Linked DNA regions of Homo sapiens: region 1 is linked to region 2. Evidence: chromatin loops called from intact Hi-C (ENCODE). Cell type or tissue: sigmoid colon. All regions are shown on one strand. Each heading gives the region's core, and the rest is flanking DNA. Links, peaks and the distances in the headings are about the cores only. Region 1 has its middle 82 kb from the start of IPO5. Region 2 overlaps FARP1 (FERM, ARH/RhoGEF and pleckstrin domain protein 1).

What was found. Peaks named below come from ENCODE experiments on the same cell type or tissue, not always from the same donor. Only the 100,000 strongest peaks of a DNase experiment are listed, where the experiment ranks them.
Region 1: a loop joins it to region 2, with 2.7 times the contacts of the local background. A loop is called at or near these places in 14 of 110 quality-filtered maps.

Annotation. Positions count from the first base shown.
Region 1 is chr13:98,031,281-98,039,610 of GRCh38, forward strand. No RefSeq gene overlaps it. Among named protein-coding and RNA genes, the nearest start is that of IPO5, 82 kb to the left of the region's middle. In sigmoid colon, for the core only: no CTCF peak of the experiment used is centred there; no DNase peak of the experiment used is centred there.
Region 2 is chr13:98,393,071-98,401,400 of GRCh38, forward strand. It overlaps FARP1 (FERM, ARH/RhoGEF and pleckstrin domain protein 1), which reads left to right. Exons shown (of 27, transcript NM_005766.4): 12 at 573-648; 13 at 2,157-2,406. Among named protein-coding and RNA genes, the nearest start is that of FARP1-AS1, 39 kb to the right of the region's middle. In sigmoid colon, for the core only: a CTCF peak has its summit at 4,408; no DNase peak of the experiment used is centred there; H3K27ac peaks cover 858 bases.

The DNA.
Region 1 (8,330 bases), core at 238-8,237, 360 kb before region 2:
GTCCTCAAGGTTCATCCTGTTACAGGATGGGTCAGAACTTTCTTTTTAAGGCTGAATATGTTGCCTCTCTTTTATTTTTCTCTCTCTCTCTCATCCTTCTAACATCTGTATGACCAGTTTGCTCTATTAAATCCCTGTTTGAAATACCTAGTATGGTCTCTGTTTTTCTGATTAAATCTTGACAGATACTAAATGTACACAACAATTTATTTAGTGTATTCGATGTGTATATTTTTATGAGTAAATTAATAAGAAAAATACATTTTTTACTCTGTGATCCTCAGTTTTGACAAGTTAAACATTCCTTAACATACTCGTAAGAAGAAAACAATGTATTCAAGGAGGAAATGTTCATTTAATATTTTCAAGAAATGAATTCATTATAACAAGTTTTAGTTAATCAGTTCATTTGGTGAATTCAGATCATGGATAGTGGGCAAATCGATCTTTTAGTAACATAGCTTTTGGCAAATTAATGTTTGGTAAATTGGCCCCACTATTCTCTTTCACCCCAGCCTGGCTCAAAAGTCATTTCTTTTGTTGTTGTTCTTTTTTTTTTTTTTTTTTTTTGAGATGGAGTCTTGCTTTGTCACCCAGGCTGGAGTGCAGTGGCACAATCTCGGCTCACTGCAACCTCCGCCTCCCAGATTCAAGTGATTCTCCTGCCTCAGCCTTCCAACTAGCTGGAACTACAGGCACATGCCGCCACGCCCAGCTTATTTTTTATACTTTAGTAGAGACGGGGTTTCACCATGTTGCCCAGGCTGGTCTCGAACTTCTGAGCTCAGGCAATCTGCCCACCTCGGCCTCTCAGAGTGCTAGGATTACAGGCGTGAGCCACCGCGCCTGGCCCCAGCCTGAATTTGAATTGCATGTATATTCTCTATTTCCAAATCTCTGGATTTGGAAAGTGGACTTAACATCATTTTCTGCCTCAGTTCACTCATTGGGAAATGGAGAAACGCCTCCTTGGTATGGTTGCTGAGAGAATTGAGTGTGGACAGGAATGCAGAAGGCCTGGGAACCACGGGCAGACGCCCTGTGCTGTGCTGAGCCAGCAGAAGGCCTGCCTGGCCCTTGTACCTTACATCTCCATTCCCTTAAGAAAAGGAGAGTTTCGCAATTTCTAAAAATTAGCATCTACGGTGTCTACTAAGTTATTTTATCTCAGAACAAAAATGTAACAGAAAGGTTGATAGTGTACACAGTAAAATAATAAATGGAATTTGTGGTGACTGATTTATACTGTGATTATCTTAAAACCTAAGAACATTATATTTTAAAAGTTTTGCTCTTTTATCTGAAAATGCAAAATGTGTTTTTTATTATATATTTTAAGGATTCATCATCCCTGAATTATGCTACAGGAAAGACAATTGCCACCCCACAAAATCAGTATATGGAAAGTCTTATTACTGGGTTTTTTTCATAATTCAGACTATCAATAGTTTGTATTCTGAGCAGCTTATGTGTGGTTTTCATATTGTATTTTGAATGGCCTTTTTGGTTATTTAAAAATGTGTCTCAGCCGGGCGCGGTGGCTCACGCCTGTATTCCCAACACTTCGGGAGGCTGAGACGGGCGGATCACAAGGTCAGGAGATCAAGACCATCCTGGCTAACATGGTGAAACCCCGTCTCTACTAAAAATAAAAAAAAAATTAGCCAGGCGTGGTGGCGGGCGCCTGTAGTCCCAGCTACTCAGGAGGCTGAGGCAGGAAAATGGCGTGAACCCGGGAGACAGAGTTTGCAGTGAGCCGAGATGGCGCCACTGCACTCCAGCCTGGGCGATAGAGCGAGACTCCGTCTCAAAAAAAATAAATAAAAATAAAAATGTGTCTCTCTGGCCAGGCGCAGTGGTTCACGCCTGTAATCCCAGCACTTTGGGAGGCTGAGGCAGGCAGATCACTTGAGCCCAGGAGTTTGAGACCAGCCTGGCCAACATGGTGAAACCCCGTCTCCACTGAAAATACAAAAATTAGCTGGATGTGGTGCCAGGCACCTGTAATCCCAGCTACTCAGGAGGCTGAAGCTGGTGAATTGGTTGAACCCTGGGAATTGGAGGTTGCAGTGAGCTGAGATGGCGCCACTGCATTCCAGCCTGGGCAGCAGAGCAAGACTCCGTCTCAAAACTAAACAAATAAATAAATAAATAAATAAATAAGCCTCTCTCTGGAGAAAACTGAGAACCTTGAGGGGGCAGCAGAGGAGCATCACTCACTGCTTTAAAAAGTTAGAGAACGACGGCTTCTGGAGCTTCACCATCTGAGGGAAAAATGCTTATGTGGAAGCATTTCTAAAGAATATACCAATTAGATGAGAAATGCGTCAAAGCTGAGGACTTCTCTCCAGGTGTACGGCGCGGCTGCCGTTTCAGCTGCTGGTCAGGGCCCTGCCTTCATCCTTCCATGCTCAACTGAATTCAGAGGGCAGACAGGTGAGAATGAAGCTCATCATGAACAATAGAACCCTAGGGGCAAGAAAGGTACAAATGATTCTCTAACAGAGCCATCCTGGGTTAATTATTAGTGTGTCTCCCACGAAGCCCGTCCTGGGTTAATCATTAGTGCGTTTGTACTGTCTCTTCTGATCCCCCTCCCTTGTTGGGGAAAATAATCTCACTAACAACATAAAATTGGTAAGGCTTGAGGTCTGAGCTATTATTTAATTAAAGTTATTTTGAAATTTTTGTTGTTGTTTTTTGAAACAGGGTCTCACTGTCACCCAGGCTGGAGTGTGGTGGCACGACCTCCGCTCACTGCAATGTCTATAAGCCCGGGCTCAAACGGTTCCCCCACCTCAGCTTCCCGAGTAGCTGAGACTACAGGCATGGCCACATCCCCCGGCTAATTTTTTTTTGTTTTTTGTAGAGACAGGGGTCTCAGTATGTTGCTCAGGCTAATCTTGAACTCCTGGGCTCAAGCAATACACCCGCCTCAGCCTCCCAAAGTGCTGGAATTATAGGCATGAGCCACCACACCTGGCCTGAAAGTATTTTTAATTGGGAGATACTTTAGAAACCTTTCTATACATTCAGTGCCAAATAAATGCAGTCATTAACGTGACAAATAATTAATAGCTATTTGATTATCTAGTGTTATTTTTTAAGTGCCTTTTTCTTTTTTCTTTTGAGACAGGGTCTCACTCTATCACCCAGGCTGGAGTGCAGTAGCGTGAACACAGCTCACTGCAGCCTCGACCTCCCAGGCCCAGGTAATCTTCCCACCTCAGCCTCCCAGATAGCTCAGACTACAGGTGCACCACCACGCCCTGCTCATTTTTTATGCTTTCTGTAGAGACAGCGTTTCTCACTATGTTACCTGGGCTGGTCTCGAACTCCTGGACTCAAGTGATCTACCTACTTTGGCCTCCCAAAGTGCTGGGATTGTGGCCGTGAGCCACCACACCCATACTTTTTTTTTTTAAGAGATAGGATCTCACTCTGTCACCCAAGTCTGGAGTGGTGCAATCATAGCTCACTGTAGCCTCAAACTCCTGGGTTCAAGCCATCCTTCCACCTCAGCCTCCCAGCAGCTAGGATTACAGGCATGTAGCGACACACCCAGATAATTTTTTCATTTTTTGTAGAGATGGAATCTCGCCGTGTTGCCCAGATTGGTCTCAAACTCCTGGCCTCAAGCAATGCTCCCACCTCAGCCCCCAAAGTGCTAGAATTATCGGCATGAGCCACGGCACCCAAACTTAAGGCAATATTGAGATTCCAGATTCCACATATTCCCACTAGAATTATGGCCTGCTACAATATGGTAAGCAAATGAGTAAGAATTTGGAGAAACCTTGAGAGTTTTAGGACCACAAATAATAACATAGTAGGATTAAGGGAAACATTGAGGATAAATATTAGAAAATATGAAAAAAAGAACTGTTACCCTAAAATACAGGTTAAGCTAGCTCTATGTACTTAACACATTTCTGAAGAAGAATGCATGTTCCATATGGTGAATACTTTTTATATTGTTATAAATGTGGCACATGCCCATGGAGAGAATGATAGCCTTTATGCATGATGAAACCCGTCATTTTGACATAACTCTGGACTTGCTCAATTATGTCTTTTGCCATTACTATCCATTTTAATGCATTTAGCTCTCCCACTCAAAGTGGGCAAAAAGAATGCTCAATTTATTGATTTCTCTGTATAACCAAAGGCAGACATGGGGGTGCGCACCTGTTACCTCAACTACTTGAGAGGCTGAGGCGAGAAGGTTGCTTGAACCCAGGAGTTCAAGGCTGCAGTGAGCTATGATTGTGCTATTGCACTTTAGCCTGGGCAACAGAGCAAGACTCTGTCTCTGGGGGAAAGAAAAAAAAACTTGTGTGTGCCAAAATATGTGGCCGTGTGGTGGTTTTCTTTAGAGCAAAAGGGCAGCCCCATGACTTCAAGACTTCAAAGGTAAGCACGGAAATTTCCCCTGTGTGGAGTGAGCATTTTCATTTCCATCACCCTGAAAAAGGCAGGTCCTAGATTCGGAACTGGGGACTGGCGAAGCAGGCTTTTGATGAGAAGGTTTGGGACCTAGTCATGTGGGTCTCGTCTCTGACTGGCCCAAGCCCACGCAAGAGCACTTTCCCACTGGAAGCTCAACCAGCCTTTGCCACATGGAGCCAGCCCAGATATCAGGGAGACTGTGTTTCTTTTGAGATGGAGTCTCGCTCTGTAACCAGGCTGGTGTGCAGTGGCGCGATCTCAGCTCACTGCAACCTCCGCCTCCCAAATTCAAGTGATTCTCCTGCCTCAGCCTCCTGAGTAGCTGGGACTACAGGTGCACACCACCACACCCCGCTAATTTTTTGTATTTTTAGTAGAGATGGGGTTTCACCATGTTGGCCAGGATGGTCTCGATCTCTTGACCTTGTGATCTGCCTGCCTCGGCCTCCCAAAGTGCTGGGATTGTAGGTATGAGCCACCGCACCTGGCCGAGATTCCGTCTCAAAGGGCCCCGGGATTGGTTCTGCTCACAGTAGCTGGTGGACTGATGTAGGTGAGCACTAGGATGTGCTTCCCTCCGTGATTTCCAAATTGTAAGTGTAGTTGTATCCAAGGCTGCAGTCTGGTCCCTGCTCAGCCACTTCTAGAACACCACCACAGAACAACCCCACTGCAGGGGTTGCTACCTGTGCCATAGTAGAAGGTGAGAAAAACAGGGAGTTACCACCCAACCGTGGACTCCGGAGTGACACTGCTTCGGCTGTGTGCAGACAACAGGGAGCTGAGGCCAGGCTGCTCTCTCCAGACTTGTTCTGCATTCAGGTTCTGCCCCCACAAAGTATGGACCTGACCTGCTGCTGCCTCTCACCCCACTCGCTTCCACTCTCAGTTCAGACCCAGTGTGAAGGCATCAGATTGGTAGAACTCAAGTTCCATCTGAAAACCTAGCTGTGGCCGGGCACAGTGGCTCACACCTGTCATCCCAGCACTTTAGGAGGCCGAGGGGGGTGGATCGTTTGAGGCCAGGAGTTCAAGACCAGCCTGGGCAACATAGCAAGACCCCATCTCTACTAAAAGTACAAAAATTAGCTGGGCATGGTGGCACATGCCTGTAATCCCAGCGACTTAGGAGGCTGAGGCAGGAGAATCACTTGAACCCAGGAGGTGGAGGTTGCAGTGAGCCGAGATTGTGCCACTGCACTCTAGCCTGGGCGACAGAGTGAGGCTCTGTCTCAAAAAAAAAGGCCTACATCTAGGCCTGAGGTTGTGCTATAGGCTGTTTATTTCTCCCCAAAATTCATGTTGAAACCTAATCTCAAACGTGATGGTATTGGAGGTGGGGCCTTCGGGAGGTGATTAGGTCACAAGGACAGAGCCCTCATAGATGCGATTCGTGCCCTTATAAAAGAGAGCTTGTAAGGGAGCTCCTTCACCCACCTGCCAGCAAGAAGACAGCTCTATGAAGCAGGAAGCAGCCCCTCTCCAAACACTGAGTCCACTGGTGCCTTGGTTTTGGACCTTTGGACCTCTCAGCGTCCAGAACTATGAGAACTAAATTTCTGTTGTTGATAAGTCACCCAATCTGTGGTAGTTTTTGGGGTTTTGTGTGTGTGTGTGTGTGTGTGTGTGTGTGTGTGTGTGTGTGTTTTGTTTGTTTGTTTTTTGTTTTTGAGCTTTGCTCTGTCTGTCGCCCAGGCTGGAGTGCAGTGGCGCATGTCAGCTCACTGCAACTTCTGCCTTGCATGTTCAAGCGATTCTCCCACCTCAGCCTCCCAAGTAGCTGGGATTACAGGCACCCACCACCATGCCCGGCTCGGCTAATTTTTGTATTTTAGTAGAGACGAGGTTTCACCGTGTTGCCCAGGCTGGTCTCGAACTTCTGACCTCAAGTGATCTGCCCGCCTTGGCGTCCCAAAGTGCTGGGATTGCAGGTGTGAGGCACCACACCCAGCCTATAGCAGTTTTGATACAGCAGCCAGAACAGACTAAGGCAGGTGGGGAGGGTGCTCCAGGTGGAAGGAAGTGCACAGGCAGAGGCCTGGCAGTGGGACCACGTGGTGCGCTCCAAGAGCTGAACTGGTGTCGGAGCTGGACAGAACAGTAACGTCAGGGCAGGCGTTTCTGTTTCCAGCTGGACAAAGAGAAGTCATGGGCAGGGAGATTCAAAAGACACAATGGTTTTTCTCCCTCTCATGATTAATTTGAGATAGATTCAGTAGCTGAGAAGCTGAGGCAAGCTTGGCATTTTAATACTTACAGAGTGAGTGAAAAATGACCTCCACGCAGAGGGGAAAGCTAACAAATTGAGGGATGATGGATAGCTTCTCTCTCTTCAAAGAGGGGAGCCCCTTGAAAGGTTTCTGACATGAAGGTGAGGTTCTAGAGCTGAGCTGTCCAACCCAGCAGCCACCAGCACATGTGGCCTTGAGCTTGAGCTTGAGACGTGGCTAGCACTTTGGATGGGATGTGCTGCAGGTGTGAAATATATACCTGACTGCAGGAGACAGAGCGTGGGAAAAAAAGGAATCTCAGTAATAATGGAATATATGGATTCCATGTTGAAATGATACTATTTTGGATATATTCAACAAAATATATTGTTAAAATTAATTTTACCCCTTTCTTCTTACTTTTTAAAGTGTGGCTACCAGAACATTTTTCTTTTAAGACAGAGTTTCTCTCTTGTTGCCCAGGCTGGAGTGCAATGGCGCGATCTTGGCTCACCACAACCTCCGCCTCCCAGGTTCAAGCCATTCTCCTTCCTCAGCCTCCCGAGTAGCTGGGATTACAGGCGCGCACCACCACGCCTGGCTAATTTTGATGCACAGCTATTTTTTGTTTTTGTTTTTGTGTTTTTTGTATTTTAGTAGAGACAGGGTTTCACCATGTTGGCCACAATGGTCTCAATCTCCTGACCTCATTATCTGCCTTCCTCGGCCTCCCAAAATGCTGGGATTACAGGCGTGAGCCACCGTGCCCGGCTACCAGAACATTTTTAATTACACACATGGCTAACATTATATTTCTTTTTTTTTTTTTTTTGAGATGGAATCTCACTCTGTTGCCCAGGCTGGAGTACAGTGGTGCAATCTCAGCTCACTGCAACCTCCACCTCCCAGGTTCAAGTGATCCTTCTGCCTCAGCCTCCCAAGTAGCTGGGATTACAAGCATGAGCCACCACACCCAGCTAATTTTTTTATTTTTAGTAGAGACAGGGTTCCACCCATGTTGGCCAGGCTGGTCTCGATATCCTGACTTCAAGTGATCCACCCACCTCGGCCTCCCAAACTGTTGGGATTACAGGCATGAGCCACCACACCAGGCCCTAACATTATATTTCTATTGGACAGTGCTATTTTTGAGTGCCTTATTCTACCTAAACAAAATTCAAAGGAATTTGTTTAAAGTGGTTACCTCTGAAACCCCAGAGCCTCATGCAATTATTTTTCCCTGTAAATTTCAGGTCTGCCAGCTCCCTAGCCCTGTCTTGCTTGAGACTAGATTTTTATGTTATAAACCATGCTTCCAATAATATATCCATCTTTGAAGAATGAATTTTGAAGTTACAGAGTTATGCTTTTGGTAAGAAAGAATACAATTTTAAAATTTTTTATGGGTCTTTAATATCTCGTGATGTGAATGCTGCTCACTCAGGGCTATCGACGCACAAAAAGCAGCTGCTCCACTGCTCCTGCAGCCACATCCCTGGAGCCCTAATGGGCAGTTCAAGCCTTGTCTGCCCACATTGCCCTGGCTCAGGGCCAGCTACAGTGGTCTCCAAGGGAGCAGGAAGGTGGATTCTTCAAGCAGCCATTGCCAAACAAGAATACCTGAGAAGTTGGCTGGGCGCGGTGGCTCATGCCTGTAATCCCAGTATTTTG
Region 2 (8,330 bases), core at 240-8,239:
AAAGGGGAATAGGCAGACTGAGAGGGAAGAGATGAAAGAGACGTGTCAAGATGCTGTTAAAGTCAGTTCCTTCTACTGTTGAGGGCAGGCCTTTTCCTCTGAACTTACCGCTTTGATAGAGTGAGCGGATGAGTGGTAATTGCCTCTGTTATAGAACTGATCCAGAAAATAATTACCTAAAGTACATGAATTGATTTCATATTGTCAGACCATAGCTTGCTATTCAGAGCATGGGAGGGCGCAGCCACATCCTCCCTCCTCTGTGACTTTCCCCTTAACTAGAAAGGTCCTGCTCAGTTGCTAAATGTTTCTTCACGAGCTGCACCGTGAGAACTACAACAAGGGCTTCTGAGAATTTCTCCGAGATTTAAGTAACCCTTGAACCATGCAAGTGCTATCAAAGGATGACTGCGTATGTTTCCAAGTAGCATTTGTAAAGGCGGCTCTGGGTACCATCATTATTGAGGAAGGCACTAATACGTCCAACAAAAGGACTTTTGTTTCATTTAAAACCAAGGAAAAAGAAACAAAAACCTCACCTAACTTTAATGATCTTGTGTGATTTTTCCCAGGAAGCACAGCAAGATTCATTCTATCCGGAGCCTTGCTTCACAGCCTACAGAACTGAATTCGGAAGTGCTGGAGCAGGTCAGTGATGGCGCTGTCCTATGATAACTCTGCTTTTCCCCACACTTCCTCCACGGAGCCCTGGGCTTCAGAGCGGGCTTTCTTGTTCTCTGTCCTTTCCTTTGGGGTTTTTAGCAGATGAGAATCTGATTATGGGCCTTGGCTTTGACCAGATATAGGCTTTGTGCCATGTGCCGGCAGCCTGGGCTCAGAGGCCGTGGAGTGTGTTGTGTTTTCAGCTGCCTTCTCATCTCCCATGCGGTGCTCTAAGCCACTGAGAACTCAGCTCAGCGGCGGAACCATCGCGGCAGTGGGCAGAGCTGAGACTGACTCTCCAGCTAAATGGGTCCACTTGGGAAGAGATGGGGACCCGCTTTGTAACCAATGGGTGTAACTCCTGCCTGGTGCCAAGGCCAGAAGCCTTTGCTGGCACAGAACTGGTCGGCGAGTTCCCAGAGCTTGTATTACAGGGCAGTGACCACAATTGGCAGTAAGAGACATTATCACTCTTGCTCTGAGGGTGGCAAAAGCTCGTTTTCCCTGGAGTTGGTCTCTGGGTAAGTTCTCAGGGCTTTCTCTAAAAGAGAAAAAGAAACTTGGGGAAGAATATAAAGGAGGTTTCATCGTGTGAATCCAAAAAAACCCCTTTCCCCGTCCAGGCTGCCCTGAGAAGTATAAGCAAACATGTCCTTTGTCGTTTTTCTGATGACTGTGTCAACTTGCCTTCAGGGGTCCCTGATGTGCCTGCCCATCCTTCCCTGGAGACCCCCTGTGGGCTGGAAGGGCCGTCTTGTTCCGTAGAAGCTTTACAAGCCCAACATGAGCAGGACGTGGTGGCTGGCGCCTGTAATCCCAGCACTTTGGGAGGCCAAGGCGGGAGGATCACTTGGCCCCAGGAGTTCAAAGCCAGCCTGGGCAACGTAGACCCCAGTCTCTATAAAAAAATTTAAAAATTAGCCGGGTGTGGTGGCACATGCCTGTGGTCCTAGCCACTTGGGAGGCTGAGGTGGGAGGATTGCTTGACCCCAGGAGTTCAAGCGCAGCCTGGACAACACAGGGAGACCCCATCTCTACAAAAAAAATTTTTTTAATTAGCCGGACATGGTGGCGCAGGACTGTGGTCCCAGCTACTTGGGAGGATTGCTTGAGCCCAAGAGGTCGAGGCCGCTGTGAGCTGTGGTTGCAGCACTGCACTCCAGCCTAGGTGACAGAGTAAGATCCTGTCTCCCCCTCCAAAAAAGAAAAGCAAAGCAAACCCCAGCATGAGTCGGCGGGTCCTGGAAAGCAGAGACCGGGCCGGGCTTGTGCTGCCGGGAACAGTGCTGTCAGCCGCCACGCCCTGAAGGAACCTTCTGGATCATGCCCAGATGTGCCTCCGTGATTGCTGCTAGGCCAGAGAGCTCCGGGGCAGTTCTCCCGCCGCAGAGGCCTCGGGTGTTCTTGCCTGGCTCTCCTTTTCTGTTTTCAGCCTTGGAATAACAGTCTCCCTCTTCTCTATCTCTCCGCACCTTTTTCCCCACCCCACCCAGTCTCAGCAGAGCACCAGCCTTACATTTGGAGAAGGTGCCGAATCTCCAGGGGGCCAGAGCTGCCGGCGAGGAAAGGAACCGAAGGTTTCCGCCGGGGAGCCGGGGTCGCACCCGAGCCCTGCGCCGAGGAGAAGCCCCGCGGGTAACAAGCAGGCGGACGGAGCCGCCTCGGCGCCCACGGAGGAAGAGGAGGAGGTCGTTAAGGATAGGACCCAGCAGAGTAAACCTCAGCCCCCGCAGCCAAGCACAGGTCCAGCATCCCGGGCTGCCAGAGGCAGCAGTACTTCCATTCCTTTCATTGACTGCAGTGACGTAGATAGCGAATACGACCTTCTTAGAGAACAAGCGTCCCGATCCCGGTCCCGATCCCGGTCCCGGTCCCAAACAAATGACAATTATGAGGGTGATCTGACCAGCGGTGTCTATCTGCTGTCCAGGGAGGAGGGGCGAAGAGAGGCTGGGCGTAGGGCTTCCCCGCACTCTGCGAAGTCCTCCCGGCCTCCTTCCGGAGAATTCCTTGATGACGATTCAGCAGACATCACCTTTGATATGAGCGGGAGCCCTCGACTCCCAAGGCATAGCTCTCTCATAGATGAAATGTTCAAGGGCTCGGCTGGTCACAGCCCCCTGGCCACCCCATTGTCTCCCAGCAGCAGCAGTTCAAGTCCAAATATGAGTTGGGACAGAACTGGGTCTCAAGGCTATGTTTCGGAAAATGGACATGACCATAGAGAGGGGAGTATGGGAGAAGACACTCTCCCGGACCAGGGTCCTCCTTATGAACGCTGGTCCCCCACCTCGCCAAGGCCATACATGCGGAATCTTCCTGGTAGATGTAATAAGTCAGAGACAGATCCACTCATCCTTAGCCAGGTAGCATTTACCCCGGAGGCCATGGATGGGCTTGGTGGCCGTGGGAAGTGGGGGCAAGCCAGCGCAGCTGCTCCCGAGGGTAGAAGCCTGGCTAATGGCACACCCCCCATGGGTGCAGCCTCTAAGGTCCCTGCTGTGCAGTCGGTGTGTGCCAGAGGCATGGCGGGGCAGCTGGCACCCCTGCAAGTGACCGAGGGCTCCACCAGCAGTGGGACTGAGTCCAGTGAGTCAGACTCTGAGATGCTGATCCCCGGGAGTCAGCCCCTCATATTTGGTAACCCCGCAGTGCTGCGTTCCCCGTCCCTGCTGAGAAGCCGGGGGTCCTTGGGTGGCCTGCGTTTGAGTGAGGAACAGGAGGAGGATGAGTGAGGAACAGGAGGAGGATGAGTGAGGAGGCCAGGAGCCAAGTCTTCAGCCCGAGCAACCTGGGGTCACGAGACCAGGGTTTCCCTAAAGATCATCTGTTCTAGTGACTCATTCATTTGTAGTCTACATTTGTTAGAGGAGATTTTGGACAGGCACATGTTTGAAAGAGTCTGCCTGACTTCTAAAATCGTTAAGAAAAACAAAACTTCACATAAGTGGCTTGCTTTCCAGAAAAGGTGGGCAAGATAAACAGCAAGTCCTAATGACAAGTTCTCAGGAGCTTGTTTATTTTGCTGGTTGAAGGCTAGGAAGAAACACTTTATTATGAATCCGATCATGTGTATAGTGTGTTATATTTATATGGCAATTTTCTGTGTATGTTCAATTATGCAGCTCACCCTCCTGTTGGTTGAGAGTTTGAACTGAAGCATCCTTGAGATTACAGAAAAGGGTTTCCCATTCTCCCCTTCTTTAAAAGGAGGGCTGCTTTGTCCATGCCTCATGAAGTGAGGAATTGGCACTATTCAAGGCCAAATGTAAATTGATAGCTAGTTGAGATTATGTTGGTGAAATCTTTCGTCAAGAATAATGAATATTTTAATGGGAAGAATTTGGGGTTATTTCTGCTTCCCAGGCTTCCTGTGAAATACTAGAAAAGTTGTCAAATCTTCATGAATTGTGATCTACTAGGGATTGCTGGTTTGGTTTAGGTTTGCATTGGTGGATCATATTGTTATGTTTTAAGAAGTACAATTCTGCCTCTCAGAATCTCTTGGTGAAACTGAAATCCTATTGAGTGTGGATGCAGGGAAGAGCAACACCTTGAAATAGGCACTGTTGTCACCAGTAGGTCAACAAACTAAATGCCTGCCTTTGAATTGTGTACAGCGCAGAGAAGGACTGTTTTCCAGCATGGTTGCTCTTGGTTGGTGTACAGACACAGTCTTACCATTCACACTCTGGTGAACAGTGTCCTCTGTTGGGAATAGTGATACTTGGATGTTTCTCTGAGCCAGAAAAAAGAAAATGTAAGGAGAGAGAGATTGACTTCTTTTTAAATCTTGCCCACCAGTGTCACTGCCTTTCACCCAGCATTCCTGCATTTTAGATTAAAGAGCCTGGTTTTCACTTGAAGTTTCTCTGCCTTAGCTGCACGTTGCAATTTTCTGAGATATTTTAAAAATTAGTGATGCCGGGACCCTGACCCTAGGGATTTTGATCTCATTGGTCTTGAGTGCTCCTTGGGCTTCCCAGCTGTTTGTACTGGGCAGCCAGGGTCACTTCTTACCCAGGCTGTCTCGAATCTAGTGGAATACAGTAAAAGTGTTAGCTAAATTTTTGGCTTGCTTGCAGAGTAAGAAAAACATCACAAACAAACTGCTTTTTCTTGATGCCTGTGATTTGTACTTTTCAGCCTTAGGTACTTTTTTTTTTGAAAAAAAAAAAAAAAAAAAGATAAATTGTAGAATAAAATTTTTAGATCCTAAGTAACTACAAAATTATTGAAAAGAGTCCTAACAAGGATAGCTCCCTGATGTGCCACCATACCAGGGCCTCACTGGGCTCATCACGCGACCCGATCACAAGGGAAGCACCAGGCGTGCTTAGGACACTGAGTAGAATTTGGCAGCAGCATAGAAAATGGAGGAGGATCGGCTCGTCTCATTGACAAATGATATCTGTCCACATGAATGTCCAGAAGTCGGTTTTAAAGAGTCTGAACACTTAATCCATTTTTATACAGACTTTTTTTGTTTTGTTTTCCTAATCATTTGATTCAGTGCCTGATTGAATCAAGCTGATTGTTGGATCGTTTGAGAGTTGTTCATTGAAGTAGTCTATTTACGCCTTGCTTTGAATTTATATATTTAACCAGAATCACAGAATTTTTAAACTGGAAGGGACCTCAGAGGTTCTTCTGGGCAAACCTTCATTTCTTCTGAAAAAGTTAAGTGACTTTGCATAACTAATACAGCTATTGCATGACAAAGCTGAAACTGTAACCTCGTCTCTAGGCTTCACTTTTTTAATCTCTGTGATATCTTGGTGCAATAGGAGCTTTTTGATTCAATATTTTAATTTTGGAGAGTCATATGAATTAATAATTCAAATCGGATGTGGAGACTAGTGATCAAGTAGACTTAGGCAATTACAGGCCATAATAGGTGGGAAGAACTACTTCTTTTTATATGGTGAGGGTTTTGCAGTTATAACACATTTTTGCATAATCTGTTCAGACATAGGAAAAATGTCAATTTGCTATGAGTGTTCAGTGAAGTGTGAGTTAAACAGAGCCAAGTGTGGAATCCTGTGGTTTATCTGTGAAAGTGGTTTGTTCAAATGAATTTTCTTTTTCCCTCTAATTATACAGCAGTCTGGTAATGAAATACGATTGAGCACTAGGTATGAACTTACACAGCGTATGACAGGAATCGTCAAATGTAAGCATCCCCGAGCAAAACACGCTTCAATCATTATTTTGTTTTGCTTTTTCCTACAGCAGTGATTTTTATCTAAGTATTTTAAGAGCAGTTGATCAATGGCAGTATACTCAGTTGTGTATTGATGAGATTTTTCACTTTAAGAGTTGCTCATAGAGTTTTTCCCTCACTGGCTTTGTACCAGGCAAGCAACTTAATTTCTGCTTCTTGGCCAGTATTCACAAAAGCAGCAATCCTGGTGTAATTAATGGTGCTTACAGTTTGTTTAAAGGCTGTTTATCATACATCCTGATGTGCTGCGAATAGTCACTACTTGCCTCAAGAGGAGCTTGTCCTATGCTAATAAAGATTCTATAACATTGGCCAAAGGGTCCGTTTATACATTCTTTGAGCCTGGTGGAGCACGTTTGCTGAGGTGATGTGGTCTCCTCAGTGTCACTGTGAAGAGCTCAGTCAGGAAAAGCCAGCAGCATCTACCCTGCCACCCTCCAAACCTTCTGACTTTGGGGAGACTCCAGTCCCCCAGGTCTTTACCCAGCCTGCAGATCTCATTCTAGCTTAACAAGGGCATGCGTGTGCATGAAGTTGAACTAAGAGTGGAGGAAGGCCAGAGGTAGGGTTGGGTGTGATACTAGGTAGCAGATATTACAGACTTCTGAATGCATTCAGATTTCCAAAGGGTTTCCTGAGACCTCTCAACCAATCTTTCTAGGACAATAGCTAGTGTAGGGGTCTCCTGACTCAATAGGGGACCCAGGCCTTCAGATACCAGCCACTCACTGGCTGCTCTGTGACGTGCTATCTTAAGACCGTGAATGGAAGACAAGCCCTATGTAAACACAAATCTTAAAGCCACTGTTGGCTACTCGAGGGCCTCCTTGTGCTAATATCTTTTGTTGGATATTATTTCAAAATATGTGAATTTTAGACCCTTTTGTGGTTGCCTTTGCTGCCGCTTGTTAAGGGCAAAATAAAAACGCAAGAAATTCTTTTAGCATGAAGAAATACATTTAATGAGCTCCAGAACTCAAAATAAATGGCTTCAGCTCCTTGAACAGTCATCTGTATGCCATTGACAATATTTTATTAGATAGGCGTTTAATTAGAGGAAGTCTGTGGGCCAGATTCTTCCCTGCATGTGTGATTCATATTTGGAAATTTCTGATTTATCTCCCCCCAATTGTGCCATGTGGCCTGCACTTAAAATGTAAGTAATTCTGATTTTATTCTCAAGAACTTATTTGAAGATTCAAGCCAAGCAATGCTGAAAAAAGCTAGGCCTGCAAAACTAAAACATAGCACGAGCCTCTCAAAATTTCCACCAAATATACAAAATCCAGTCTGCTCTGAATGTGCATCAGAAACTCAACTTTGGTTATTAGCCCTGGAATTTGGTGCCAAAAACAAAAATTTGGTTTTGTTGTCAAGCAATTTCTAAAGGAAGAAACAATGTAAATATTAATCTGTCATTTTAAATGTTGTTGAAACTGCCATGAGTGTGCACACAGCTCTCTGTTTCATACCTGTAATCAGTATTCGCATGCTTTCAGTCCACTGTTTCTACTTAAAGCATTATTCCGTATTTCAGCACAGAATGACTTTGGTGAAACTGTAGCTGTTAGTGAGTAATTGCGTTACAGGCAGACCCAGTCTTAAATTAACAAATCTGGGTTCCCTTAACTATCAGGTTTATGTTGGTTTTATTTGCTTCTATCTGGATCCCTTCTCTTTGCCTGGGACCTTATTCTGATTAGCTAGATTTTTAAGAGCTTTTAAAGTTACATTCCCCAGAAAGACTTTTTTTCTCTGGACTTTCTCTTTTATGGTCTGTAAACATTTCTCCTCTGATGGTCATGGACTTAGTTCTAAGACTGGCCTTCCTCTAGTGTGATGGTATGAGTCTATTCTATTGCTGCTAAATTTTACAAATTGAACTGCAGAAGAGTCTTTCTAGGTAATCCCTGTAACAGAGCAAGTTTCTTTGAACCCTAGCCATGTATGTGTAGTGTTCCATTATTGGAACGCTAAGCATGTGGGAGTTATTTATATCTTACTGCTCACGGTCATCATCAAGGTCTGATTACAAAAATTCAAAAAATTACAACCTCAGGCATAAATTTAAAGAGGTGGCCATTTAAAAATAATCCGTTGCTACCATTTCCACTTAAAATGGTAGCTCTCTGATGAGTTTTATATTGGCTCTCTGTTAGCCAAGCCCGTAAGAGCATATGGAGAGAAAGGTACGATTGAATGAACTTCTGTGAGCGGCATAAAGACATTTACTCTGACAACATTAAAGAATTTACTGGTACTGTTTTTTTTCCTTGTTAGTTTAATTCCATCTGTTTCTGTTTAATTGAGTGAAACTTAATAAAAATGGTGTCTCTAGTGAGCACATGTACACACCTCTCCCAGTTGTTGGGATTTAAAATGAAGCTGTGACTTTTAGGCCAAAATTAGCGTGACACTTAATATAACAGTTTTCTTTCTATTA